2 separate regions of the Homo sapiens genome follow, and region 1 is linked to region 2. The links are chromatin loops, found by intact Hi-C in ENCODE. Cell type or tissue: ascending aorta. All regions are shown on one strand. Links, peaks and the distances in the headings refer to the core of each region. The heading gives the core; the rest is flanking DNA.

Region 1 (14,096 bases), core at 1,225-9,224, 1.2 Mb after region 2:
TGAAGCTGCCGCGTCGCCCGGGCCCACCAGGGGGCGCGGAGACCGCAGAACGCGGCCTAGGGGGAAGACTGTGCGCCCGCCCTGAAACCCCGGCTGGGGCGGTGGAGCGGGGGTCAATGGAAAGTGATGGGAATTATAGTTAACAATAAATTGCAGTCACCATGTATGGAGTGCTTACTGTATGCAGTCCTTGCGCTAAGCGATTTAAATACATAGACTATTGAATCCTCCCCATGTCTCCAGATGGCAAGTGCTGTTTTAATTCCCTGCTTTGCCGGCGAGAAAACAGAGGTTCCGAGTGGACCGGGTTTTGAGGGGAAGGGTGAAGCCCAGGCTCGCGCCCTGTGACCCCAGGGTCCCTCTGCAACCCCTCCCCGGTAGACGGGCGGGGTAATGTGCACTAATTAGAGGTTATTAGCTGTACCCAGAGGGAGGGGCGGGCTCTGCATTGGGGGCGGGCCCAGATCGGAGGGGAGGGGCGCTGCTCCCACCCACCCAGAAGATCCTGGCGCCAGAGACCTTGCCCCGGAGCAGGGTGGGCAAAGTGACAGCTGCTCCCCGCGCGCATCGCACGAACGCAGTCACTCACCCCCAGACACCCGATTACAGCCCACTCATGCGCAGCCGTACGCACCCGGGGGCCTCGGATGCTCGTCCATATCCCCACAACCTCCTCCCGCGTGGTTTTCCAGACTCCAGCCCCTGGGAGCGGGTGGAGAGGATAGTGGGGGAAGGGGACAAGGGCCGGCAGCGCTGGCTTCCGGACTGGGCTGTCTTCCGGCGGTCGTGGGAACAGCTGCCGTTGGCTCCCCGACCTCGCATTCACCAGAGGAGAGGGTGCTGCCAATACAGGGAAACAGGGCCACCCCGTTCCCAGGTAGCAATGGGAGGTGAGCCAGGAACCACAGCTGTTACAAGCATGGGTGGCTGGACATGCTGAGATCACCACATTAGGGCGGGGGTCGCAGGGATTTTGATGTTTAGGGGAAATCTGGAAATCCAAATATTTAGGCAAATTGACTTAAATTGTGCTAATGTTGGCGTGATGTTGTGGGCGTCCCAGATGTTCGGGGAGCCAGGAGTCCCCAGACTTAAGGAAAATCTGGGTGTGCTCAATTTGGGGGAGGAGCATAACCCTCCATTTTGCGGCGGCAGGGAGTCCCACATTTGGGGAAAAGCAGTGAGCTTCTATGTCGGCGGGGAAGACAGCAGCAATCTCTGTTTTGAAACACAGGGAGCCCCGCTGTGCGGAGATCCAGGCACCTTTAATTCAGCAAGAGGGGCTGAAAAACCCTCCACATTTTGGAAGAAGGATCCAAACCCCTGTTTTAGGTAAAGAGAGCCCCCAACGTTTTGGGGGATGGTCTGAAGGCCGCCATTTGTAGGGACACAGAGCCCTGGTGTGCAGGTCTGGGCCAGCAGCCCCCAGCTGGATTGGGGAGCCCACCCCCTCTACTGGTTTCCAGGAACAGCTGGGCCCAGCCTAGGTTGTACTGCTGGGAAGCGGCTGACTCAACCCCTCCCTGTGGCCACAGCTGGACCCCGGCCTGCCCCCTCCAGCGTTCACATCTGGGCAGGGATCCAGTCTTCATCAGGGCTGAGAAGGGGACCCTCAGTCCCACAACTGGAGAACAGTGCCCCTCTGCCACTCCCCTGGCTGACCACAGCCACTGGGTGGACTCCATGCATCATCACCATGGAGGACTCTGGCAGGCCCCCTACAGCCCAGATATTGACATCCTGCCAGGAACTCCTAGCCAGTCCCCCCTCCCTGTGTCTGTGTGTGTCTGAGTCCATGTGAAATGTGCTAGGTTTTTTTGTGTTTTTGAGAGAAAGGGTTTTGCTATGTTGCCCAGGATGGTCTCGACCTCCTGACTTCAAGTAATCCTCCTGCCTCTGCCTCCTAAAGTGCTGGGATTTCAGGCGTGAGCCACGGCGCCTGGCCAAATGTGCTGGTCTTTGTAGGTGTGAGATGGAGGATCTGTGACTGTGTGTACACGGGCATGTGTCCTGCATCCATTGTGTCATAAGGCCTTCGAGTTTGTGCAACAGGCTGTGCCTGATTTGATGGGGGGGAGGGCTGGTTTCGGGGACTGGGGGAGGGGAAATTTGTAACATCCTTGTCGGTAACATCCTTGTCCGTAACATCCAGGTTGGGGCCGGGCTTGGTGGCTCGCGCCAGTAATCCCAGCACTTTGGGAGGTCAAGGCAGACAGATCACTTGAGGTCAGGGGTTCAAGACCAGCCTGGCCAACATAGTGAAACCCTGTCTCTACTAATAATACAATAATCAGCCAGGCGTGGTGGTGAGCGCCTGTAATCCCAGCTACTCAGGAGGTTGAGGCAAGAGAATTGCTTGAACCTGGGAGGCAGAGATTGCAGTGAGCCGAGAACGCGCCATTACACTCTAGCCTAGGTAACAAAGCAAGACTCCATCTCAAAAACAACAACAACCAAAAAAACCCATCCAGATTTTAGGGTGACTAGGGAACCTCTAGTGTGTGCCCCTGTGTATCTCTGTATGGTCCAGGCAGAGTTTGGGTGGGGCTCTCTCACTCCAATTGCATCTTCATGTGTTGTGTGTCTGTGTCTACTATATACGTCTATATGGGACCTCACTTTGGGTCTATATCTGTGTCATTCTTTTTTTCTTTTTCTTTTTTTGAGACGGAGTCTCACTCTGTCACCCAGGCTGGAGTGCAGTGGAGCGATCTCGGTTCACTGCAAGCTCCGCCTCCCGGGTTCACACCATTCTCCTGCCTCAGCCTCCCAAGTAGCTGGGACTACAGGCGCCCGCCACCAGGTGTGGCTAATTTTTTGTATTTTTAGTAGAGACGAGGTTTCACCGTGTTAGCCAGGATGGTCTCGATCTCCTGACCTCATGATCCGCCCACCTCGGCCTCCCAAAGTGCTGGATTACAGGCGTGAACCACCGCGCCCGGCCTTTTTTTTTTTTTTTTTTTTTTTTTTTTTGAGACAGAGTCTCGGCCGGGCACGGTGGCTCACGCCTGTAATCCCAGCACTTTGGAAGGCCGAGGTGGGCGGATCAGGAGGTCAGGAGATCGAGACCATCCTGGCTAACACAGTGAAACCCCGTCTCTACCAAAAATACAAAAAATTAGCCGGGCGTAGTGGCGGGCGCCTGTAGTCCCAGCTACTGGGGAGGCTGAGGCAGGAGAATGGCGTGAACCCGGGAGGCGGAGCTTGCAGTGAGCGGAGATGGCTCCACTGCACTCCAGCCTGGGTGACAGAGCGAGACTCCGTCTCAAAAAATAATAATAATAATAAATATAAAAATAAAGAAAAAGAAGGCTGGGCGCGGTGGCTCACGCAGGTAATCCCAGCACTTTGGGAGGCCGAGGTGGGCGGATCAGGAGTTCAGGAGATCGAGACCATCCTGGCTAACACGGTGAAACCCCGTCTCTACTAAAACTACAAAAAAATTAGCCGGGCATGGTGGCGGGCGCCTGTGGTCCCAGCTACTCGGGAGGCTGAGGCAGGAGAATGGCGTGAACCCGGGAGGCAGAGCTTGCAGTGAGCCAAGATCATGCCACTGCACTCCAGCCTGGGCGACAGAGCAAGACTCCGTCTAAAAAAATAAAATATAAAAAAAATAAATAACGAAAAAGAAAAAGAGACAGAGTCTCGCTCTGTCGCCCAGTCTGGAATGCAGTGGCGCCATCTCAGCTCACTGCAAGCTCCGCCTCCCGGGTTCACGCCATTCTCCTGCCTCAGCCTCCCCAGTAGCTGGGACCACAGGCGCCCGCCACTACGCCTGGCTAATTTTTTGTATTTTTAGTAGAGACGGGGTTTCAGTGTGTTAGCCAGGATGGTCTCGATCTCCAGACCTCCTGATCCGCCCGCCTTGGCCTCCCAAAGTGCTGGGATTACAGGCGTAAGCCATCGCGCCCGGCCGTCCACTTGACGTTTTGAGTGTCCCTGTACGTGGTCTTGTCTCTGTGACTGTATCCCATTTCGTGCCCCCTATTTGTGGTAACAGGGGTCATGCGATGGCATGACTATCTTATGTGTCTGTATGTATCTCTGTGCCACCACAATCACCATGGAAGAAGTGTGGCTGTGTGACAAAACAAGCCCTGGTGTGCAAAACTGTGTCCCTCCCTGTTCCTGTTTTTTTTTTTTCTTTTGAGACGGGGTCTCCTGTGTCGCCCAGGCTGGAGTGCAGTGGCACAATCGCTGCTCAGTGCAGCCTTGAATTCCTGGCCTCAAGTGATCCTCTCGCCTCAACCCCCACATACCTGGGACTATAGACACGACTATAGGCATGCACCACCATGCCCAGCTCATTAAGAAAAAATATTTTTGTAGAGACAGGGGTCTTGCTATGTTGCCCAGGCTGGTCTTGAACTACTGGCCTCAAGCGATCCTCTGGCCTTGGCCTCTCAAAATTCTGAGATTACAGGCCTGAGCCACTGCGCCCGTCCTATTTTGCTGGATGGGGTTGCTTTATCAGGATGTATCTGCCACCTACCTATGTATGAATATGGCTCTGTTTGCGTCCCTATCACAAACGCTATGTGACTGACGTGCCTGTGTGATTGTCTGCGTCTCCATCCACGTGTGTCCGTGTTCGCTGCGAGGCTGGCTGGACTAGAATGGGTTGGTGCCAAGATGTGGCAGGTGTATCCTGCGTCCGTGTGACACTGTGGGTCGGGGAGTTTGTTTGTGACTTTGTGTGTAGGGGGCGGGAAGTGGGAGTCAAAGTCACAGAGGACAGCAGGCTGCGCGGACGCAGTGATGTGCGCAGAGGGCCTCCCGCCCCGCCGTTCCCCTCCGGGAGGCGCCCTCCCCGCGTTGCGGGGGCGCGTGCGTCGTGCGTGACGTGAGACACGACGGGGGTCGCTGCGTGCGTGGAACCCGACGCGGTCGTGCGTGCAAGCGCGGGGGGTGGAAGGGCGGGAGCTCTGCACTGGCTGCGTGCGCGCGTGCGTGGGCGGTGGCGGGGGCTGGGCGAGCGGAGGCGCGCAGGGCAGGACCAGCCCCGCCCCGGCCGGGACCTTGGGGCGCCGGTGAAACCCGGGAGGGGGCCTCCGTTAACCCCTTCCTGCCCGATCCGAAACTTGTGGCCCCTCGACCGAGCGCCCGGGGGCTTCCCCAGCGCCTGACGGGAGGGCAGTCCCTGTTGGGGGAGGGACCTTTCCCATGGAGCTGAGACCCCCCCCCCAGTTGCCATGGGAACCAGAGCTTCCCGCGTAGCCAGGCGCGTGTTTCCTTTCCCCGCCCAGCCATCCTGCTTTTCCTCCAGCTGCCTAGTCTACTGACAATGCGCTTCCCGCTCGTGATCCCGGGAGAAGGGGGCTGGGGTCAGCGTCGCCCGGGCGTGCGTGACTCAGGCCAGCCCGGGGGTCCCCTGGCCGCAGCTGGCCTCGCTCCCGCTTCTCCGCCCCCGTGACTCACCCCTCCCGGCTTTCCCCGCGTGTGACTCAGGCCCCTGGGGAGGGGGCTGCGGAGTCTGGGACCCCTACAGACAGTGGGGCCGAGAACCAAGTTCTGGGGACTTCGCTCTCCGCGGGGAAGGCCTCCCCCACCAGCGAGCATCCGAGGGCCAGCGACTCCCCTTAGCAAGCCAGAGGCGCCCCCCCCAACTCCGCCTCTGAATTGGTAGACCCCCCACCCCCACCCCTGCAAACCTCCGGGAACCCAGCCCCCAACCCCTCCTCCCAGCCCACAGGAAGTTTTGGCAGAGCCCGTCGCGGCGATGAAACGGTTAAAGCCGTTTTCTTATTCATTTCATCCAGGGGCCCATTTTGACTCAGAGCAAGCCGGCGCCCCCCTCGAGCCTGGCCTCCTGGGGGCCTGGGTGCATACTCCACCCCACATGTACCATTTTTAGAGAGGGGAGGATGGCGCTTGGTGAGCTGGCTGGGGGTCTTGGGTAGCATATAGAGCTGGGTTCAAATCCTGTCTCTGCCCTCATTGCTGCCTGGACCTCAGTTTCCCCATCTGAAAATGAGGGATCATTATGTCCAGCTTGTTGGGTTGTTGTGGGGATTAGGTGAATAATAGATGGGAAACTCTGCATCCAGGGTTGAGCACGGGAGCCAGAAGAGGGCTCCTCCTGTTTCTCAGGCCTGGGTGTCAGGGTGCCCAGCAGAAGCGAGTCCTTGCCGGGCAGGCCATGCCCCACCCAGACACTCTAAGGCCATGGGGTTCATCTTGTCCACCCCCTGCCCGAGGCAGGCACCCAGGAAGTGAGAGGCGGGGCAGGAATGAGGCACAACCTGTTGGGCCCGTCACCTCCCCGCCCCCCACCCTCATTCCAGTGCCCTGAGAGGGCCCCCCCACGCTGCAGCCCCACCCCCGCCGCCCTGGACGCCTGGGTCCTGACCCGCGGGTGGCCCGAGGGAGGGGACGTCGGATGGAGACTGTGTCTCGGGAACATCCTGTGGACTGCTGGCTGGACAGACGGAGGAGGGTCAGCCCCTCCCGGGGCAGGGCAGACATTGACTGGGGGCAGAGTAAACATGGCCCAGGGTGACCAGACAGGGGGCGGGCGGGGGGCTGTAGGAATGTACACACAGTCACCCCGAGAGAGCCAGTCCAGACACACAAACCCCTGTCACCTTGGCCACAGAGAGACTGCCAGCCAGGGACACACAGACAGGGTCAGACATACAGCTGGGTAAGATGATCCAGCAATGACTGTCACACATGGACACAGTGACAGACCAGACCCTCAAGCAAGAGACACACACCGTCAAACACATGAACGCATCCACTGGTCAAAAATACGCAGGCAGGCCGTGTGCGGCGGGGATAAATCAACCCAGCACATAAGCATGATAGACACAAACACACAGAGACTGACATTCAGGTGAGAGGCACACAGCAAGGCAGACACAATGGCGTGTGACACACATGGAGACAAACACAATAGGCTAGAAACATAGGGGCAAGACAGACACAGAGTGAACTATATGTGAGACAAGCAGGCAACATGTGCATGCTGATAGGAGAGACAGTCACTTTCAGCACCAGCACCCCGAGAGCCACACGAGAGATATGCAGACACAGGCATGCACTATCAGATCCTGACACGCAAGAGAAGGCAACACACACACACCCCAGATCTCCAACTCAGAAGATAGAGACAAGACAAGAGAGACAAACCTAGGGACAGAGATGATGTGTTCACAGTATGGCAGAGAGTCCCTGGCACCCTGGCCCACCACTGTTGCACACACATCAGAGATGCTCCCAGGGACACCAAGCCGAAGCCTTAGAGGTACACACCATCTCACCAGGAACACACACATGTGGGACCTGGCAACAGATTGGGTAGATCTGGGCAGACTGACACATTCACAGACATGGTCTGGCCAGACAGTCACACCCAGTGCAGAGAGGCACAGACAGGCCACAGTGGGACATTCATAAACACATCGGCACAGAAAGACCATGACAAAACCTGTTTGCACACACACACATGCACACATACAAACGGAGATCAGTAACAGGCAACATACAGATCAGCCACAGAACACACACATGGAAACAAGCCACAGACCTCACACACAGAGACCACACACACACACCAAACACAAACCAGCCACAGACCTCTTTTTCACACACACACACACACACCAGATCGTATACACACATACATACAGACCAGCCACAGACCTCTTTTTCACACACACACAAATGCACATTACAGATCGTATACACACAGACCAGCCACAGACCTCTTTTACACACACACAAACAGATCATATACACACATACAGACCAGCCACAGACCACACACACAAACACACATACACACCGACACAAGTTAGCCATAGGAACTTTGAAACAACCTACACGTACATACATCTAGACCATGTGCAACCCATCCTATAGAGCTCACACACACACAGAGTGGAACAGAACTCTACACAGATAAGCCCTACATAGACCTTTGCATCCAGGGCTGGGCACAGAAGCGGGCAGAGGGCTACTCCTGTCTCTCAGGCCTGGGTGTCAGGGTTGGACCAGCACACACTCTCACATGCACCCTATAGGCCAGTCACACGCTTGCCCCCTGGACCTTGCCAAGGTTCTGTGGGGGCACTGGACACCCCAGTCTGTCTCTGCCCCACAGAGATCCTGGCACTTCCTCTCTCCAAACATCACCCCCACTTCCCTCCCTCTTTGCTTTTGCCACTTCCCCTAGGAGGCCTAGCTCAGCAGCCTCTGCTCCTGCTGGGGTGGGGGCCTGCTATAAAGAGGTCACCCAGGGTCTTGGTGATGCCCAGGTCCCCCAAGGCTTCACCAGCAGTGGCAGGGATGGAAGCAGCTTCCTGAGAAACTCCCCTCATGCCCAACCATGTCAGCCTGGAGAGAGAGAAAGAGAGAGACTCTCCTTCCTGCTTCCAAGAAAACCTAGCAGCTTCCTCTCCAGGAGAGGGGGCAAAGGACCCCCAAACCACAGAGGTGGGAGAGGGAGGCGGCTGGTAGGCCAGGAGTTCCTGGGGGAGGGCTCCTGCCGGGCCTCAGATCCACACCCAGGGGCAGGGACACGGGAGGGAGGCTGGGTGCTGTGTGCTGCGATTTGTGGGTTCTCGCCCTGGCCTGCCCACTGGCTGACTCACAGGCAGCCCCCAGCCCAGTTTCCTAGTGAGGGCCCCACTGGTCAGTGGGGCCAGCAGGGAGGGGGGTCACCGGGCTATTTATAAGAAGGAGAAGTCCCTCGTGCCAAGACCAAAAGCCCCGAAGACACTTGTGGGTGGGGGTGGGTGAACTTCCTCCTTATCCTGTGCCCTAGGCCCCAGGCCCTGGGGCACTGGGGAAGCCTGCGCAGGGACTTCTTAGCCAGGTGCTGGTCTGGAGCCCAGGGCCTGGGCAGTACCCAGCTGCCAGTCTGGACGCTCAGGCCAGTTGGGGGAGGGGGCTGTTCTCCCACCCTCCTCGTGGGGCCGGCCTGGCGCCAGTGGGGCGGCTTGAGGGGGTGGTGCCCAGGCCACAAGGGTGACACTGGCAGAGGCCTGGAACCGGCTGTACCAGCTTGGCTGGGCCCCCGCCCTCCCTGTCTGGCCCAATCTCCACCCCGTGCTCAAACACCCATGCAGAGTGTTTGGAGGAACCCTACTCCCACATGCTGGCCTGTCCACAGAGACCCGTGCCCCTCTGTCTGTGCCCCACCACATTTCTCCCCCAATTAAAGGAGACCCTCAGTGGGGTGCGGTGGCTCACACCTGTAATCCCAGCACTTTGGGAGGCCCAGGTGGGAGGATCCCTTAGGGCCAGGACTTCCAGACCAGCCTAGGCAACAGAATGAGACCCTGTCTCAATAAAATATAAAAAAATAAAACTTAGCAGTTGTGGTGTGCTTGTAGTCCCAGTTACTCTGGAGGCTGAGGCAGGAGGATCGCTTTTACCCAGGAGTTCAGGGCTGCAGCGAGCTATGATTGTGTAGCTGAACTCTAGCCTGAGCAACAGAGTGAGATGGTCTTGTTTTGTTGCCCAGGCTGGAGTCCAGTGTCAAGATCATGGCTCATGTGATCCTCCTGCCTCAGCCTTCGGAGTAGCTGGAACTACAGGCACACCCTCCTGACCTCAGCTAATTTTTAAATTTTTTTGTAGAGATGGGGGTCTTGCTGTGTTCCCCAGGCTGGTCTCAAAAATTTCTGGGCTAGGGCTGGGCGAGGTAGATCATGCCTGTAATCCCAGCACTTTGGGAGGCTGAGGCGGGCAGATAACTTCAGGTCAGGAGTTCGAGACCGGCTTGGCCAACATGGTGAAACCCCATCTCTACTAAAAATACAAAAAATTAGCCTGGCGTGGTGGCATGCGCCTGTAATCCCAACTATTCGGGAGGCTGAGGCAGAAGAATAGCTTGAACCTGGGAGGTGGAGGTTGTAGTGAGCTGATATTGTGCCACTGCACTCCACCCTGGGCGACAGAGTGATATTTTGTCTCAAAAAAACAAAACAAAACAAACAATAAAAAAAAACTCCTGGGCTCAAGTGATCCTCCCCCTCGGCCTCCCAAAGTGCTGAGATTATAGACGTGAGCCACTGTGTTTGGCCAAAGTGAGGTTCTCTTTAAAAAAACAAAAAAAGGGCCGGGCATGGTGGCCCACGCCTGTAATCTCAGTACTTTGGGAGACTCAGGCGGGCTGATCACAAGGTCAGGAGTTCGAGACCAGCCTGACCAATATGGTGAAACCCCGTCTGTACTAAAAATACAAAAATTAGCTGGGCATGGTGGCATGCGCCTGTAATCCCAGCTACTCAGGAGGCTGAGGCAGGAGAATCGCTTGAACCCAGGAGGCGGAGGTTGCAGTGAGCCAACATCATGCCATTGCACTCCAGCCTGGGCGACAGAGCAAGACTCCATCTCAAAAAACAAACAAACAAACAAACAAACAAAACACCAAAAAAAGAGGCCCTTCATGAGACGGCCTGCAGCTGGTACTGCATACATGCTTCTCTGGTTGTCATTATTCACAACACAGTGGCTAATGCTCTGAAGCCAGACAGCTTGGATTATATCTCAACTCTAGTGCTTCTAGCTGTTGGACACCAGACAAGTTCCTTAATCTCCTGTGGCTCAGTTTCTCATCTGTTACATGGGGATACAAATAACATGCATTTTGCTGGATTGTTGGAAGCAGTCGATGACTTATTTTATGTTAACCACTTAGAAGAGTGCCTAGCCCACAGTAAGAGCCATGTAAGTGTTGGCTATTAAAATAATAATTATTATTTCTCAGCCTATCTATCTTAAGTGTTTCTGAGTCTCACTGTCTGCGTGACACTAACCTTGAACCCATTTGTCTCTCTGGGCATCTCTCCCTGCCCTGCGCCCCTGCCCCCATACACCCACTGTTCCTTGCCCTCCTCCTGGGATGGACTCTGTCTGGGATGGCCTCACCTCTCTCTAGGACTCCCTCTGGCATGGCCAGCCTCAGCCCTGGCCAGGGCTGAATTACTGTGGCCTCCTGGCTTTTGGGACCTGCAAGTTAGCTTCCCAAGGTGCTGCCCTCTGGCCTGCCCTGCCCTGCCCAACCCCCCAACGCTGCCCGCTGCGCCCCCGCGGGGCCCAGCCAGATGTCAGCTGCAGTTATTAGCCTGGGCGGGAGACACAGGCCTGGCAGTGTGCCTGCCAGACTCACAGGCCTCCGGAATCTCCCTTGAGCCTGGGGAGGGGGAGGGGAGCCATTCAAGCAAGGGGAAGAAGGGAGGGGGCATTTAGGGGTCACAGGGACCCTCCAAGGACGGGACGCCCCCAGCTTCTGCTGGGACCTTCCTCCAGCAAGGCCACTGCACTGCTGGACTTCCCCCTGCCCCCACATAGCTCAGTTTCTTTTTCGCCTCTTTCGTTTTCCTTCTCTTTCCCACACTTGGTGAGATCTAGGCTGCCCCGGAATGGCTGTTTAACCCCTATCCCTTAGCCTCTTTCTACCCTAAAGAAGAGAGAGGCTCTCTTCATCCTCCAGAAGACAGAGGCCTGGGAAGCTGAGAGAGAGAGAGAGAGACAAAGAGAGAGAGAGAGAGACAGAGACAGAGACAGAGACACTAGGCTTCTCACCTCTTGGTCTAGTGGGTTCACACACTAACTGCTCGGAAGTCCCACCTTAAGTCTAACTGGAAGCCTGACCGTCTGCACCTCGCCGCAGCCCTTCCCGGGAAGGGGCTCTGGGTTCCCTCATATTCTCCCCTTAGATTTTCAGGTCTTCTCTGACTCGGGGAGGGAAGCTCTCAGATGACAGAGCTACTCTAGGGAAGGAGGGGGGCTCCCTCTAGGTATTCTGGATGATAGTAGGATGGGACCTGCAGACTAAAACGAGAGTGGGGCCCCTGACTCACATGAGTGAGTGGGGGGTGTTGGGGACGGAGCTCCAGATCTCCTGGCAGAAGGGAAGGGCACCCCACCCGAGGGAGGAGGCAGCCGCCGTTCCAGCCCGCCCAGGCGCCGGGGGCGCCTCGAGGCATCGGCCCGCCCTCTCCGCGCCCCGTCGGGCCGGGGGCGAAGTCCGACCCAGGCCCGCGGGCAGGCGGGGACCTGCCGGGCTGGGTTGGGCCAGGCCGGGCCTGGCAGGACGCAGCCCCAAAGCGGCGGGGTGGGGCGGGGCCGGGCCAGGCGGCCGTGGGGGCCCCGGGGGCGGCGGTCGGGGCTGGTCGGGACTAGCAGTCTGGGGGCCCAGGCGCGCCCTGGGACCTGGCAGATAGTCGGGTTCCCCGCTTCTGGCTCGGGGCCCCAGGACAGCGCTGGTCCCACCTCTTCCTGTGCCCTAATATGGGCGGCGGGGAGAGACTTCGGGGGCCGGCCCGCGCTCAGTCCTGCCCGCGGACTCCCGCCTGTTGCCATGGCGACCAGGCCCCGCTCCTCGGCTGCGTCCCCCGCCGTCGGGCCAATGGAACACTCCCCAAGCCGCCTGCCTCCGCGGTCCCCTGCAGGCACCGCGGGCGGAACCATTGCTTGAGGGGAGAGGATGGTGGCTGGAGGCTGCCGCGGCTGGGCGGGCTCCAAGCACCCGGGCCTCCGCGGGGGCTCGCACGCCCAGGTTCCTCTTCCGAGGCGCAGGATGCGGCGGGACCCAGGGCGGGGCGCACGGTCCCGTAGGATCCGAGTGACGGAGACAGGGCCGGGCTCCTTCCCCCGGGGCTGTTGCCACACTTCCTGCCTCTGCGCTCTTTCCCCAGCCTGTTTCTAAGGAAGGGAGTGGGGTTGGGCGACCGCGCCCCAGCCGTCGGGCTGGGTCCAGGCTCTAGGAGCCGACACGGTGTTGGGCAAAGCCCAGGGTCAATAGGGGAGGGTTTTAGGATGGGGGACAGAGAATACAGATGACTAAGAGGTTACCATCGAGGGGGAGCAGCAGTCGTGGAAGATCCAGCAGTCCTGGTGCGCGGGACCCTCAAGGCCCCCTCCTCACATGTCAACTGAGTACCCTCTTATTGTCTTCTCTGCTCCGAAGATGTGTCCGGCCCCTTCTAACTCTCTCCTTCATCCGGGCTAGCAGATGACCCCAGTGGTCCCCAATTTCTGGCAGACATGTCTCCATCTTCTACCTGGCATATTTTACCTGCCTCAGTGTACCCCAGGCCGCTTACTAGCTTTCTGCATATCTAGACTTCCCCTAATGCCTCCTTCCCGCTTACGGGAGAGCCTCAGACTCTGGACTCAGCTCCCATGAGCTCCTGGACCCCTACTCATTTCTTGCAATTTAATGGGTCATGCAGCTCCACCCACTCACCCCTTTTGATCTCTCCCCTCCTCCGTCCTGTGAAAATTCCAGTCCCGCATCCTTCTGAGCCCGGGACCCCCAGTCAATTCCTGGGTCAGGTGTCTCCTTAACCCTCCCGATTTACAGTGCTTAACCCTCATTTCTGCTTTTTGGGGTCTCCCAATGGATTGTCAGTCCTCCTACCCCTCTCGTATTCTGGGTACCTCAGGGGTTTCTTCGCACATACTGGGACCCTCACCCCACTTGCTGCGTACCAGGTCCTGGTATTTGTCCCAGTGGACTCCAGGGAAATCATCCTCCTCCCTGAAACCCCTCACTCATGTGCCTGGGCCCCCCAGCACCTCCTTCCATGCGTACCCCGAGGTCCTTTGAGCCCCTCCCCCTGCAGCCCCGCCGAGCCACCCGGCCCGTGGCCGCTGTTTACAAGGACACGCGCTTCCTGACAGTGACGCGAGCCGCCTCCTCCCCTTCCCCACGCTCGAGGAGGGGGGCGCGGGGGCCCGGCTCCGGCGACGGCCAATCGGAGCGCACTTCCGTGGCTGACTAGCGCGGTATAAAGGCGTGTGGCTCAGGCTGAGCGGCTGGGACCTTGAGAGCGGCCAGGCCAGCCTCGGAGCCAGCAGGGAGCTGGGAGCTGGGGGAAACGACGCCAGGAAAGCTATCGCGCCAGAGAGGGCGACGGGGGCTCGGGAAGCCTGACAGGGCTTTTGCGCACAGCTGCCGGCTGGCTGCTACCCGCCCGCGCCAGCCCCCGAGAACGCGCGACCAGGCACCCAGTCCGGTCACCGCAGCGGAGAGCTCGCCGCTCGCTGCAGCGAGGCCCGGAGCGGCCCCGCAGGGACCCTCCCCAGACCGCCTGGGCCGCCCGGATGTGCACTAAAATGGAACAGCCCTTCTACCACGA
Region 2 (15,198 bases), core at 7,165-15,164:
CCAGCCTGACCAACATGGAGAAACCCTGTCTCTACTAACAAAAAAAAAAAAAAAAAAATACAAAATTAGCCGGGTGTGGTGTATGCTTGTAATTCCAGCTACTTGGGAGGCTGAGGCAGGAGAATTGCTTGAACCTGGGAGGCAGAGCTTGTAGTGAGCCAAGAGCACACCATTGCACTCCAGCCTGGGCAACAAGAGCGAAACTCCATCTCAAAAAAAAAGCAAAATCTCGGCCCTATCCCAGACCTACTGAACTGGAATCTGCATTTTTTTTTTTCCCAGGCGGAGTCTTGCTCTGTCGCCCAGGCTGGAGTGCAGTGGTGCAATCTTGGCTCACTGCAACCTCCGTATCCTGGGTTCAAGCAATTATCCTGCCTCAGCCTCCCGAGTAGCTGGGATTACAGGCACATGCCACCATGCCTGGCTAATTTTTGCGTTCTTAGTACAGACAGGGTTTCACCATCTTGTCCAGACTGGTCTTGAACTCCTGACCTTGTGATCCACCTGCCTTGGCCTCCCAAAGTGCTGGGATTACAGGCATGAGCCACTGCGCCAGGCCCAAATCTGCATTTTAGCGAGTCCCTGGTATCTCCTGTGAGCATTAAAGTTTGAGAAGTGGTGATCTGTGTGCTGATGGCTCCCCAATGTTCACCTCAATCCCTGGGCCCCAGCCTTTATACCTAACTGCCACTTTGGCATATACCCAGCCATCTCAAACATAATTTGCTCCAAACTGATATCCTTGCTTAAACTTGATCCTCTCCATCCTATCCAATCGCACCACTACTACTGGCCATTCAGGCTACAAACCTAGGAGACATTTCTGAGTCCACTATGTCCCTCACTCTCCTATTCAATCCATCAACTAGTCTAGGTGACTACTTCCAAATCCATCCCAAATGCATCTCTTTCTATCTGAAGCCACCACCTCAATCTATGACTTGGATACCTATCAAGCCTCCCACTTTTGCCCTTCCTGCCTCCAGTCAGTTCTCCCCACTATGGCCAGAGGGAGCTTTTTTTTTTTTTTTTTGGAGACAGAGTCTCACTCTGTTCCCCAGGCTGGAGTGCAATGGCGCATCTCGGCTCACTGCAACCTCCGCCTCCCCAGTTCAAGTTGGTTCTCATGCCTCAGCCTCCCGAGTAGCTGGGACTACAGGTGTGTGCCACCACACCCAGCTAATTTTTTGTATTTTAGTAGAGATGGGGTTTCATCATGTTGCTCAGGGTGGTCTCGAACTCCTGAGTTCAAGCAATCCACCCATCTTGGCCTCCCAAAGTGCTAGGATTACAGGTGTGAGCCACCACACCCAGCCAGAGGGAGCTTTTAAACTAAAATTAGGCCAGGCGCTGTGGCTCACGCCTGTAATCCCAGCACTTTGGGAGGCTGAAGCAGGTGGATCACAAGGTCAGTTCAAGACCAGCCTGGCCGAGATGGTGAAAGCCCGTCTGTACTAAAAATACAAAAATTAGCCAGGTGTGGTGGCAGGCACCTGTAATCCCAGCTATTCGGGAGCCTGAGGCAGGAGAATCACTTGAACCTGGGAGGTGGAGGTTGCAATGAGCCAAGATTGTGCCACTGCACCCCAGTCTGGGCGACAGAGCGAGATTCCATCGCTAAATAAATAAATAAATCAACTAAAATTAGTGATTTCTGCCTAAAATCGCTAACGGCATATCACACTTAAAATCAGAGACTGGGCACACTGGCTCATGCCTGTAATCCCAACACTTTGGGAGACCAAGGTAGGAGGATCACTTGAGCCCAGGGATTCAAGACCAGCCTGGGCAACATAGAGAGACCCCATCTCTACAAAAAAATTAAGAATTATCCAGGCATGGTGGTGAATGCCTGTCATCTCAGGTACTCAGGAGACTGAGGCTGGAGGATCCTTTAAGGTCAGTAGTTAGAGGTTGCAGTGAACCATGACTGCACTTGTGAATAGCCACTGCACTCTAGCCTGGGCAACATACTGAGATCCTGTCTCTAAAAATAAATAAATAGCCAGGGAGCAGTGGCTCATGCCTATAATCCTAGTGCTTTGGAAGTCCAAGTGGGGAGGATCGCTTGAGCCCAGGAGTTCAAGACCAGCCTGGACAACATAGCAGGACACGATCTTTACAAAAATTATTTTAAAAAATTAGCTGGACCTGGTGGTGTGCACCTGTAGTTCCAGCTACTGGGAAAGCTGAGGCAGGAGAATCACTTGAGCCATGGAGTTTGAGGCTGCAGTGAGCTATGGAGTGCACTGCACCACTGCACTCCAGGCTTGACGAACAAGTGAGATCCTGTCTCTAAAAAATAAAAATAAATAAATAAAATCAGATAGGGTCTACCCCTCTAAACTCAACTCCTACCACTGGCAGCTTCAGCTACACTGTTTCTGAAAGAAACTAAGTTTATCCCATCTCAGAACCTTTGTACTTGCTTTTCTCTCTGTCTAGAGCTTTCTTCCTCCAGATCTGCCCACAGCTGTCTCTGGTCATTTCAATGAAAGGTCTTCTTTGACCATCTCCCATTCCCCACATTCTAAAAGCCCTCATCACCCTATTAATTTTTGTTTCGGAGACAGGGTCCTGCTCTGTTGCCCAGGCTGGGGTGCAGTGGCACAATCACGGCTCACTACAGCCTCAACCTCCTGGGCTCAAGCAATCCTCCCACCTCAGCTTCCCGAGTAGCTAGGACTACAGGCGTGCACCACTACGCCCAGATAATTTTTTGTAGAGAACAGGGTCTTGCTATGTTGCCAAGGCTGGTCTCGAAACTCCTGGGCTCAAGCGAAATTCCCGACACCATTAACGCATTTTTAGTAACTTATCAGTATCTGAAATCACCTGTTTCGTTTATTTCTAATTTGTTCAAAGTCTGGTTCCCCCAGGAGATGAGAGATTTTTATCTATCTTCCTCATTGCTGTGTCTCCAGCACCAAGGACAGTGCCTGGTATATGACAGATGCCTAACGAGTAACAACTGAACGGAAACAAGCCTCAATTTCAAAAAAACACCTATAAATCTGAACCCCGAGGTATGGTGTACGTACAACAGCTTTGAAACCGGCTGCCAGGATTCTGGGTCTCTTGGGGGAAAAAGGCAGACGCGGATTCCAAATCCTGCCCGGTTGCCGACTTGCGGCGTGACCTCTCGCGAGGTCATCTGCAAAATGGGAGACTGGGGGCGTGAGGCGGCTGGCACAAGACAGGCGGCCTTTCCCAGCGCGTCCCCGCCCCCACTACGAAAGGTCATGGCGCCCTGGCCCTGCAGCTGGGTCCCTCCAGGGCTGCCCTCTCGCGCTGCCGGGTCCTGAAGGGCCCGCCTGCAGCCCAGCAGTTCGCGTTCGCCTACCCGCGCGCGACCTACCTACTCACGCGGCCAGCCGCGGACTCCAGGCCAGCTCTGTCTTGTTGCTGGGCGCTGCCATATTGGCCCAGAGAGCGTCCGGGTCAGGGAGCTCCAGGGAGGTAGCAAATCAAGAAAGCTGGTGTAATAGGTCCCGCCCACAACGCGAGGTGGGCCAATAGGAAGGCGGAAGGATCTGGGACCCGCCTCATAACGAGCCAGGCCCAGCCTCTAATGAGGCAAGACGCACTCCAGACCTGGGAACCTTGAAATGGCCCGGGAGGCTGGACTTGGGAGTCATAGTCTATGAATCCAGTCGCAGGCCCCAGCGGCTGAAATGAGAAAATGAATTAAAAAAAAACAAAAAGTGAAAGGGGGCCGGTACGGTGGCTCATGCCTGTAATCCCAGCACTTTGGGAGGCCAGAAGTTCGAGACCAGCCTGGGCAACATAGCGAGACCCCCTTATCTACAAAAAATTTAAAAATTAACTGGGCATGATGGCGCATGCTCATAGTCCCAGCTATTCGGGAGGCTGAAACGGGAGGATCGCTTGAGCCCTGGAGGTCGAGGCTACAGCGAGCCATGATTGCACCCCTGCACTCCAGCCTGGGCAACAGAGTGAGACCCTGTTTCTAAAAATAGTAATAATAAATAAATAGGGCAGGGCGCGGTGGCTCACGCCTGTAATCCCAACACTTTGGGAGGCCGAGGCCTGCGGATCACCTGAGGTCAGGAGTTCGAGACCAGCCTGGCCAACATGATGAAACCCCGTCTCTACTAAAAATACAAAGTTAGCAGGGCATGGTGGTGGGTGCCTGTAATCCCAGCTTCTCGGGAGGTTGAGGCAGGAGAATCGCTTGAACCCGGGAGACGGAGGTTGCAGTGAGCCAGGATAACACCACTGCACTCCAGCCTCAGCAACAGAGCGAGACTCTGTCTCAAAAAATAAATAAATAAATAAAAATTAGTGGGGCGTGGTGGCGTGCTCCTGTGATCCCAGCTACTCGGGAGGCTGAGGCACGAGAATTGCTTGAACCCAGGAGGTGGAGGTTGCAGCGAGCCGATATAGCACCACTGCACTCCAGCCTGGGCGACAGAGTGAGACTCCGTCTCAGTAAATAAATAAATAGGAAGGCCTCAGTGAGGTGTCCTTTGAGTAAAGGCCGGAGGAAGTGAGTGAGCCATCTGGATATCTGGGGAACGCTTTTGGCACTGGGAACAACAGCAAAGACTCTGTGTGGTCGGAGTGGAGTCTTTGGAGGAAATGGGATAAAACGAGGTGAGATTGAGTAATGGGGGCTCCTGGTCTCCCCCAGAAAGCACCAGATTTAGGCTGTTAATAACTAAGGTGGATAAGCACATAAAATGGGCTATTGGCAATAACAGTGTCCCCCGGGAAGGAAGGCTATCTGCCCTCATAAGCCCATTTCTGCAGTCCCTCAGCCTCTGTGGCGCAGTGAGCTGGCATGGAGACTAGGATGCAAGAACCTACCCTTAGGATGCCTCAAGGACTCTGCGCAGCCGCAGGACATCCACCTCATCAGAACTCTTGTGATTGGGCAATCTGAGAAAACCTGTAGCCAATCAGCTGCTTGGCTGGAGCACTCCTCTCTGGCAAGTTGACAGGCACGTGGGCAGCGGCTGGGAGCGCTACTGCCCTCTGCCAGGCTCCCGCAGCTACAAGCAAGCAGAGTCAGCTCTGCTTAGCTGGGGAGTGGGTAAGATGATGGGGTCGCTGACCTGGCTGTGGCCTTCAGAGTTATTGGTGTCCTTCTCTTGAGGTGGTCATGGCTTTTGTTTTCTTATTTATCCTTCCAGAACTAGTCTTTTAATATTTTATTTTATTTTATTTTATTTTATTTTTGGAGACGGAGTCTGGCTCTGTCGCCCAGGTTGCAGTGCAGTGGTGCAATCTCAGCTAATTGCAACCTCCGCTTCCCACATTCAAGCAATTCTCCTGCCTCAGCCTCCCGAGTAGCTGGGACTACAGGCGCATGCCACCATACCCGGCTAATTTTTGTATTTTTAGTAGAGATGGAGTTTCACCATGTTGCCTAGGCTGGTCTCCAACTCCTGGGCTCAAGCAGTCCTCCCGCTTCAGCCTCCCAAAGTGTCAGAATTACAGGCATTAGCCACCGTGCCCAGTCATTATTATTATTTATTTATTTATTTATTTTTTGAGACAGAGTCTTGCTCTGTCGCCCAGGCTGGAGTGCAGTGGCACGATCTCGGCTCACTGCAAACTCCGCCTCCTGGGCTCACGCCATTCTCCTGCCTCAGCCTCCCCAGTTGCTGGGACTGCAGGCGCCCGCCACCATGCCCAGCTAATTTTTTTGTATTTTTAGTAGAGACGGGGTTTCACTGTGTTCTCCAGGATGGTCTGATCTCCTGACCCCGTGATCTGCCAGCCTCGGCCTCCCAAAATGCTGGGATTACAGGCATGAGCCACCATGCCCGGCCTATTATTATTATTTTAAAATAGAGATGGGATCTTAATATGTTACCAAGGCTTGTCTCAAACTCCTGGGGTACTGCGATCCACCCATCTTGGCCTCCTAAAGTGCTGGGATTATAGGCATGTGCCACCACACCAGGCCAGTAGTCTTTTAAAAACAAGTAGGTACAGGCCGTGCGCGGTGGCTCACGCCTGTAATCCCACCACTTTGGGAAGCCGAGGCGGGTGGATCACGAGGTCAGGAGATCAAGACCATCCAGCCTAACAAGGTGAAATCCAGTCTCTACTAAAAAAAATACAAAAAATTAGCCAGGCGTGGTGGTGGGCGCCTGTAGTCCCAGCTACTCGGGAGGCTGAGGCAGGAGAATGGTGTGAACCCGGGAGGCGGAGCTTGCAGTGAGCCGAGACTGCACCACTGCACTCCAGCCTGGGCGACAGAGCAAGACTCCATCTCAAAAAAACAAACAGACAAACAACAACAAAAAAACCAAGAATGTACATATTTTATGTACTGTATGTATTAACACAGAACACCATATGTGAGGCCCTGGTGCAGAATCTTTAACATTACAGTCCCAGAAAGAACCCTATAAAAAGTAGTAGCTTCACAGTGAAAGATCCTAGCAGACACCACCTTAACCAAGGGACCAACATTTATATCACCAGCAATGAGTCATGGTGATATCATGAAGCCCTTGGTATGACACACTTAGAAGGATACATCATCACCTCTCTGGTATTCTTCCTGGTAATGCAAACACCTCAGTTTATTCAAGACAAACCAAACTCGAAGACAGTCTACAAAATAACTGACCAGCACTCTTCAAAAGTGTCAAGGTCCTGAAAGACCCAGGGACTATTATAGACTGTAGGAATGTATGGAGATATGACAATTAAATGCAATGAGGGCCAGGCACAGTGGCACTGTAGTTCTAGCTATTTAGGAGGCTGAGGCAGGAGGATCACTTGAACCCAGGAGTTCAAGTCCAGCCTGGGCATCATAGTGAGACCTCATCTCTAAGATAGATAGATAGATAGATAGATAGATAGATAGATAGACAGACAGACAGACAGACAGACAGACAGACAGAAAGAAAGAAACGCAATGGGCCGGATGCGGTGGCTCACACCTGTAATCCCAGCACTTTGGGAGGCCGAGGCAGACAGATCACAAGGTCAGGAGTTCAAGACCAGCCTGACCAACATGGTGAAACCCCCTGCCTCAGCCTCCCATGTAGCTGGGATTATAGGCTCCCACCATTACGCCCAGCTAATTTTTGTAGTTTTTGTAGAGATGGGGTTTTACCATGTTGGCCAGGGTGGTCTTGAACTCCTGACCTCAGGTGATTCACCCGCCTCAGCCTCCCAAAGTGTTGGGATTACAGGCGTGAGTCACTGCACCCAGCTGGAGTCCCCACTCTTAACCACAGCGCTACAGTGTCTTCATTTAGTTGAAACAACATGCTATATGTTTTAACTTCAACTTTGTCTATCTCCCTTGTCCCAGGTTGATGGGATTTATAGTGATTTATTATGACAAGGCCACTGCAATAAATGTTCCTGTACATATGTCATTCTTCACACCTACACTTGTACTTCTGAGGAATATTCTAAAATAGAGGATATACTTGTTCAGAAGGTAAGGACATTTGTCATTTGGGAAACTATCAACAAATTGCCCACACTCATCAACAATGTTCCCACAGCCTCCTCTGCGTTACATGTTGTCAAGCATTCTTTTATTTATTTATTTATTTATTTATTTATTTATTTATTTTTTTGAGACAGAGTCTCGCTCTGTCGCCCAGGCTGGAATGCAGTGGCACGATCTCAGCTCACTGCAAGCTCTGCCCCACAGCTTGACGCCATTCTCCTGCCTCAGCCTCCCAAGTAGCTGGGACTACAGGCGCCCGCCACCACGCCCGGCTAATTTTTTGTATTTTTAGTAGAGACAGGGTTTCACCATGTTGGCCAGGATGGTCTCGATCTCCTGACCTCGTGATCCGCCTGCCTTGGCCTCCCAAAGTGCTGGGATTACAGGCGTGAGCCACCACACCCGGCCGTCAAGCATTCTTTTCTTTTCTTATTTATTTATTTTTCACCCAAACTAAAATGCAATGGCATGGCTGGACACAGTGGCTCATGCCTGTAATCCCAGCACTTTGGGAGGCCAAGGCAAGCAGATTACCTGAGGTCAGTAGTTCGAGACCAGTCTGGCCAACATGGTGAAACCCCATCTCTACTAAAAATACAAAAATTAGCCCGGTATGGTGGTGGGCACCTGTAATCCCAGCTACTCAGGAGGCTGAGGCAGGATAATTGCTTGAACCTGGGAGGTGGAAGTTGCAGTGAGCTGAGATCATGCCACTGTACTCCGGCCTGGGTGACAGAGTGAGATTCTGTAAAAAAAAAAAAAAAAAAAAAAATAAGCAGTGTCATGATCATAGCTCACTGTAGCCTCCAACTCCTGGGCTCAAGCAATCCTCCTGCCTTGCCCTCCCAAAATGCACTTTTTTAAAAAGCTCTCTCTCTTTTTTTTTTTTTTGTAGAGGCAGGGCCCTGCCATGTCTCCCAGGCTGGTCTTGAACTGCTGGCCTCAAACAATCTGCCCATCTTGGCCTCCCAAAGTGCTGGAATTACAGACACGAGCCACTGCACCCAGACTATAAGTGAACAGCTCCCTCCCTGTCCACCCACTCACAGTCAGTCTGGGGGTGAGAGATGCTATTATTTTACAGCAGGTGGTCAGGGAAGGCCTCTCTGAGAGGTGATATTAGAGCAGAGACTGAATGAAGTTGGGGAGAGGCCATGCAGGCATCTTGCAGAAATGTGTTCCAGGTGGCAGGAACTGCTATTGTAAAGACCCTGAGGTGGGAACATGTTTGGGGACTCAAGAAACACATCTGTAGCCCAGCGTGGTAGCGGGTGCCTGTAATCCCAGCTACTTGGGAGGCTGAGGCTCCAGAATTGCTTGAAACCAGGAGGTGGAGGTTGCAGTGAACCGAGATCATGCCACTCCAACCTGAGCGACAGAGCGATACTCTGACTCAAAAAAAAAAAAAAAAGGAGAAGAAGAAGAAGAAATAAGGAGAAGGGAGAAGAGAGAAGGGAGAAGGGGAAGAAGGAGAAGGAGGAGGAGAAGGAAGAAAGAAGAAAGAAGAAGAAGGAGGAGGAGGAGAAGCAGCAGCAGAAGAAGAGGAAGAAGAAGGAGAACAAGAAGAAAAAGAGGAAGAGGAAGAAGAAGAGGAAGAAGAAGGAGAAGGAGAAGGAGCAGCAGCAGCAGCGGAAGAGGAAGAGGAAGAAAAGAAAGAAGAAAGAAGAAAGAAGGAGAAGGAGAAGGAGAAGAAAGAAGAAAGAAGAAAGAAGAAGAAGAAGAAGAGGGAGAAGAAGAAGAAGAAACAGCACATCTGGAGGGACTTGGAAGAAAAGGTACAAACAGTGTTACCTGGGAGGGTGGCTTGGCTTCTCTGAACCTTGAGTTTCCCATCTATAAAATGGACCTATGAGTTTCTACCCTCAGAAGGTGATGGTGAGGATTAAAAGAGATTGTGGCTGGCATGGAGTGAGTGTTCCCATAACAGAAGCCTTTAGGAACAAGAGCCTCTGCCAGATTTCTGGATAGGAAAGCTTCGTGAGGAGGGAGCTTGCAGAGCAGGATGCCAAGATAGGCCGGTGCAGAGCAGGGCTTTGACTTTCCCCAAAACACACAGACAAACACGTGTGAGTGTGGGTTTTATTTTTATTTTTACATTTTTTGAGTCAGAGTCTCACTCCCGTGGCCCAGGCTGGAGTGCAGTGGTGTGATCTTGGCTCACTGCAACCTCTGCCTGACATGCCGGGTTCAAGCAATTCTCCTGCCTCAGCCTCCCGAGTAGCTGGGATTACAGGCATGTACCACCATGCCCGGCTAATTTTGTATTTTTAGTAGACACGGGGTTTCACCATGTTGGTCAGGCTGGTCTTGAACTACTGACCTCAGGTGATCCACCCGCCTTGGCCTCTCAAAGTGCTGGGATTACAGGCGTGAGAAACCACGCCCGGCCAAGTGTGAGTTTTAAATGGTTCTGAGCATCAGGAAGGTTTTAGGGGGTCCCCTGAAGTTGAGGAGAGGCATGGCTTTCCTACAATGACTGTCCTAGACCCTTCGGGAAACCGTGCCTCTTACAAGATCCTACACTTCTCATTTAGATGGTAAACTGAGGCACAGAGGGGCTAGAGCCTGGAAAATGCCAGAAAGGAGCGAATAAGGGATGACACTCGGGTGTCTACTGGGATTGGGGCCTCGATATGGGATCAGCCCCCTCTAATGCCTCTACCCCCATCTACCAGACAGAGACGCGAAGAGAGACGGACAATACAGCGACAGCGACATGAAGAGAAACAGAATGACTCAAAGACCAGGCACAGAAACAGAGACACAGAGACAAAGGCAGAGACAGAAAAAGGCTCAGCGACCCAGAGACGGAGATACAGAGACACAGACCTACTACAATCAGAGGGACAAGGCAGTCCCCGAAAGGGCTGCCCCCTGGGGGTACCCGGGGCTGCCCCGTTGGGGGGCACGCCAAGAGCTCCCCCACCCCGCCCCCGTCGTGCCTGGGCCGTGACTTCAGAGTCCGTGCAGATTCTATAAATGGCCAAGAGGCCGCGGGCCGGGGGGCGGGGCCGAGTGAGTCATCGCGTGACGTCACCGCCGCCTGGACCTCGCCAGGTCCCGCCCCCGCCCCTCCCGGGCCGCCAGGGGGCGCCGGCTGCAGGTCCTCACATGCGCAGTAGCGAACTGCGGCCCCCGAGGGCCGCTCAGTTTGGGAGGGATCCAGGAATCTGCGCGTTCGAATCCCGCCCCTGCCACCCTCGAGCTGTGTGACCCGGCCATTCGGCGTCACCTCTCTGTGCCTCGTATAGACCCACCTCATAAGGCTGTCGTGAGGAATGAGTTAACAGGCTCAAAGCTCTTAGTACGTAGCAGGTGCTAATTGTTAGCTCATTTTATGTACTTTCTATTTTTTCTTTTTTTTTTTTTTAAATAGAGACGGGGTCTCGCTATGTTGCCTAAGCTGGTCTCGGGTCTCGAACTCCAGGGCTCAAGCGATCCTCCCGCCTTGGCCTCGTATTTTATGTATTTTCGTGTATGTTCAACATATCATGACATGCCATCAACTAGCACATTGCCTTAGCTCAGTGGTTGGCAAACAGGGGTGATCTGCTTCCACCCCGACCCCAATCATGGGACATTGGCAATGTGTGTAGACATTTCTTCTTTTAATTTTTCTTTTTTAGAGACCATGGTCTTGCTATCTTGGCCAGATGGTTCTCAAACTCCTGGGCTCAAGGGATCCTCCCACCTCAGCCTCCTTAGTAGCTGGGACTACAGGGTCCTGCCGCAGTGCCTCAACATTTCTGTTTATTAGGACTAAGAGAGTGCTACTGGCATGTAGCAGGTAGAGGCCAGGCATGCTGCTTGAAGTCTTACAATGAATGCCCAAGGCAGCCCCCCAACCATGAAGAATTATCCAGCCTCAGCTGTCAACAGTGTGGAGGTTGAGAAACCCCACCTTAGCCTCATAGTTGAGGTTCATGGAGCATGGTCTCAAATTCTCCTCTGCCCCTGGCCTGCTGTGTGACGCTGAAAAAGTGATTCCAAGCCCCCGTGCCTCAGTTTCCCCACCTGTAAAGCAAAGTACTTGTATTAATAATAACAGTGTCAGCTGGGCACGGTGGCTCACGCCTGTAATCCCAGCACTTTGCAAGGCCGAGGTGGGCAGATCAACTGAGGTCAGGAGTTCGAGACCAGCCTGGCTAACATGGCAAAACCCCGTCTCTACTAAAAATACAAAAAATAGCCAGTCGTGGTGGCAGACACCTGTCATCCCAGCTACTTGGGAGGCTGAGGCAGGAGAATCGCTTGAACCCAGGAGGTGGAGGTTGCAGTGAGCCGAGATAGCATCACTGCACTCCAGCCTGGGGAATAGAGACTCTGTCTCCAAATAATAATAATAATAATAATAATAATAATAATAACAGTGTCCATCTCTGAGGGCGTCATGAGAATTGAATGGATATATGTACAGAGTTGGAACATGGCCTGACATAAGGGCTGTAGTCTGTGGCATATTGCAGCCATGCCATTAGCATGTGACCGATAAACTGCATATCCTCAACATATCATTAGTGTGTGGCAGGTTGCAGACATGTCATCCAAGTGTCACAAACATGGCCTTGCCATGTGGGGCATGATGTGGGCATAGCATCCACCCCTGTGGTCCAGGGGTGAGATCTGGCTGGGTAGGGCTGTTTGACAGGGACACAGTTCACGGCCTGGGACTTGCCAACAAAGTCACCCTGTAGTTCAGGTGACACACAAGTGGATGGGGAGGGTGAGACCCAGGATCTCTTCTCCCCCAGGTCCTTATGAGGGGCTGGAGGAGACAGAACTGGGGTGCTGGACCCTCAGCATAAAGAATGCTATAGGCTGGGCATGGTGACTCATGCCTGTAAATCCCAGCGTTTTGGGAGGCCAAGGCGGGCAGATTGCTTGAGCCCAGAAATTTGAGACCAGCCTGGGCAACATAGCGAGACCCCGGGCAACATAGCGAGACCCCATCTCTAAAAAAATAAAATAAAATTAGCCAGGTTGGTGGCACAAGTCTGCAATTCTAACTACTTGGATGGGCTGAGATGGGAGGATCACTTGAGCCTGGGAGGTCAAGGCTGCAGTGAGCTGTGATTGTGCCACTGCACTCCAGCCGAGGGGACAGAGTGAAACCTTGCCTTAAAAAGACTGCTATGGCCCGAGTCCCTCTGCTGTGCCGGGCACTGTGCTGGGCATGTAACAGGCATATTCTTCTGATCTTTACAACTCTCCCATGAGGCAGGCACTATCGTTAGCCCATTTTACAGATGTGGCCATAGAGGCCCAGAGAGGAGAAGGGGCTTACCTAAGGCTATAGACTGTTGGTATCTGGAGATAAACCCGGGATGGTGCTCACTAAACTACCTTGGGTGTCAGTCCTGCTTCAAGACTCCAGAGAGATAAAGAGAGATGACCTCAGAGACAAAGAGACTCAGACCCAGCCAGAGGCCCAATGGACAGTGGGAGGGGTGGGTGGAAGAAGGCTGGTCTCTGTCTGACCAAGCCCCCCCAGAATAACGCAGGCTGCCCCCCTAGGTGGAAACAATGACACAATCAGCTCCCAATACCAAGGGCCTGACATCACAAGGGGAGGGGAAGGCAGCTGAGGTTGTGGGGGGAGGTGCCCCGCCCCTTGGCAGGCCCCTACAGCCAATGGAACGGCCCTGGAAGAGACCCGGGTCGCCTCCGGAGCTTCAAAAACATGTGAGGAGGGAAGAGTGTGCAGACGGAACTTCAGCCGCTGCCTCTGTTCTCAGCGTCAGTGCCGCCACTGCCCCCGCCAGAGCCCACCGGCCAGCATGTCCTCTGCTCACTTCAACCGAGGCCCTGCCTACGGGCTGTCAGCCGAGGTTAAGAACAAGGTAGGGCTGGAGGGCCTCCCTGGCCTGGCCCACACGTCCTGCCAGGCCAGAGCCCTGAGCTTGGGGTCCCTTGAACCCCCTCCTGCCTATCCTATGTGACTTGGAAACTGAGAGGGGAAAAGGGAGTGATATGGGATAGGGGCTGCCTGTCTCCCCCTGAACATCCCGGAGCCCCCAGCTATGGTTGGGGCTGGAATGGGGGGGCACACAGCCACACATAAACAGAGGGGGTCAGTCCATTGCAAAGATACCCACCTGATCAGTCTTCTGTTAACCCTTCGTGTTCTTGGGGGGAACAACATAGGGGGAAGACTTGTTGATTTTTCCATATCCCCCGGCCTGACAAAGAAATTGGGGAGCGCTTGAGTGCTGGGGTACCTGGGAAGTGACGCCGTGAAAGTGTGGGAGATCCTGAAGACAGAGGGGGACGGTGAAAGGCAGGAAGCGGGCATCAGAAGTGCGGCAGGGGTCTCCTGACTGTGGAGCTAGGAAGATACCTGGACACCACCTTCATGCTATGGTTGGGTAAACTGAGGTTCGGAGAGGAGAGGCAAATAGCTGGGGTCCCAGGTAAAGCAGGTACAGCGCTCGGACCCTGGACTCACCCCCCATACACCAGGATGGGCTCAGCTTCTCCCAGCTGGAGAACTTTAAGTTTCCAGCCCACTGGAATCGCCCCAACAGTATTGCCGAGGGAGGAGTTCCTGCCCCATTTGACAGAGGGGAACACTGAGGCTCAGGGTGGCTTTTCCCAGGGTCCCATGGTGAGGAAGTGGGGGACTGGGTTGGAACCTGGGTCGAGGGATCTCGGGGCTGGAGGAGGGGGCTGGTGGGGGGCGGGTCCTCGGGCGAGAGACAGATCCCAGCGCCGCCCTCCTCCCCCCCAGCGCCGGCCCCAGAGCCGCGCAGAGCCGCGCAGAGACGCCGCGCCTTATAAGGCGGCCTCGGGGAGCCCGGGCCACGCTATATAAGGGCCGGTTTGCTTTATAAAGCCGGGCTGGTGGCGTGGGGGGCGGCAGGGCCAGGGCCAGGTGAGGGGGCCGCCCCTCCCACCTCCCCCCACTCACCCGGGAGAAGAAGAGGCAGCCCGGTCCCCTAGGGGCTGGGAGCCTGGCTGGGCTTGGGCGGAGGGTTCTGGAGAAATGGGAGTGGAGTGGGGGAGGGGGGGGACAGTGGAGAGAGGGAAAAGCAGGGAGGTGGGGGGAGAGGCAGACAGAGATACTGGGAGCCTGAGACACCCTAGGGACAGACGGGGGAGGGCGAGCCAGGAGCGAGATAAGACCTAGACAAGGATGGAGGGGCAGGGAGAGGAGACAGAGCCCCACCACCCCCACCCCAGGCAGGAAACCTGGAGACAGAGAAAGACCTAGAGAGGCAGATATACAAGACCCAGGAGCCCTACCCCTGGCCAGACAGGGACTAGCCACCTAGAGAGATGGGGACCCAAGACTGGGCCAAGAAAAGACAGCGCTGGGGAAGAGAGAGACAGAGGAGTCGGGGGGATAAGAGGGAGAGAGACATACAGACGTGCAAGGGGTGGGGGCTAAGACAGAGACAAGCCCCCACCACTAACCAGAGACAGAGCCCTGGAGCTGAAGACCTGGGGGACACGGAGAGACAGAGATGTATGACCAGCACTCCTCTGCAAGCCAGCACCCAGGGACACCTCCTTAGACATCCTTCTTCCCTTCCTGAGGTGCCCTCTCTTCCAACAGGGGGCACAGAGGGGGCAGGGCTAGAGGAAGAGAAGCCCCAAGTTTGGCCTGGGCGAAAAACCAGGGTGCCGGGTGCCACCCCTCTAGCTCAGAGGATCCAGCTCCCCACACCCCACCCCTCATCTACATTCCCTGGTGCCAAACCTCAGAATGCCCGGAATGGCCCCCTGGGCAGGTGCCACCTCAGCCCTGGCTC

Evidence for each region. A loop is a pair of places that touch in the nucleus more often than their neighbours do. Peaks named below come from ENCODE experiments on the same cell type or tissue, not always from the same donor. Only the 100,000 strongest peaks of a DNase experiment are listed, where the experiment ranks them.
Region 1: it touches region 2 in a loop (3-fold over the local background); 2 of 110 quality-filtered maps call a loop at or near these places.

The regions. Positions count from the first base shown.
Region 1 is chr19:12,777,711-12,791,806 of GRCh38, forward strand. It overlaps JUNB (JunB proto-oncogene, AP-1 transcription factor subunit), which reads left to right and starts at 13,776. Exons shown (of 1, transcript NM_002229.3): 1 at 13,776-14,096. The coding sequence starts at 14,062. MIR5684 (microRNA 5684) reads left to right here and starts at 9,418; the gene lies at 9,418-9,482. It also overlaps a transcript of HOOK2 not described here. RefSeq lists cis regulatory regions at 1-321, 1,421-2,021, 4,581-5,461, 6,741-7,261, 12,121-12,641 and 1 more, enhancers at 1,177-1,226, 7,441-7,560, 10,865-11,434, 12,339-12,838, 13,139-13,750 and silencers at 4,601-4,650, 4,681-5,190, 11,885-12,654, 13,515-14,094. In ascending aorta, for the core only: a CTCF peak has its summit at 4,753; DNase peaks (open chromatin) are centred at 1,511, 4,721, 5,301, 8,781 and 5 weaker places; H3K4me3 peaks cover 4,232 bases; H3K27ac peaks cover 7,671 bases.
Region 2 is chr19:11,525,704-11,540,901 of GRCh38, forward strand. It overlaps CNN1 (calponin 1), which reads left to right and starts at 13,148. Exons shown (of 7, transcript NM_001299.6): 1 at 13,148-13,287. The coding sequence starts at 13,225. ECSIT (ECSIT signaling integrator) reads right to left here and starts at 3,431. Exons shown (of 8, transcript NM_016581.5): 1 at 3,359-3,431. RefSeq lists silencers at 10,246-10,315, 10,326-10,695, 14,124-14,173 and an enhancer at 12,119-13,064. In ascending aorta, for the core only: a CTCF peak has its summit at 10,528 (motif pointing right); DNase peaks (open chromatin) are centred at 9,468, 10,458, 13,038, 14,328 and 3 weaker places; H3K4me3 peaks cover 4,059 bases; H3K27ac peaks cover 6,793 bases.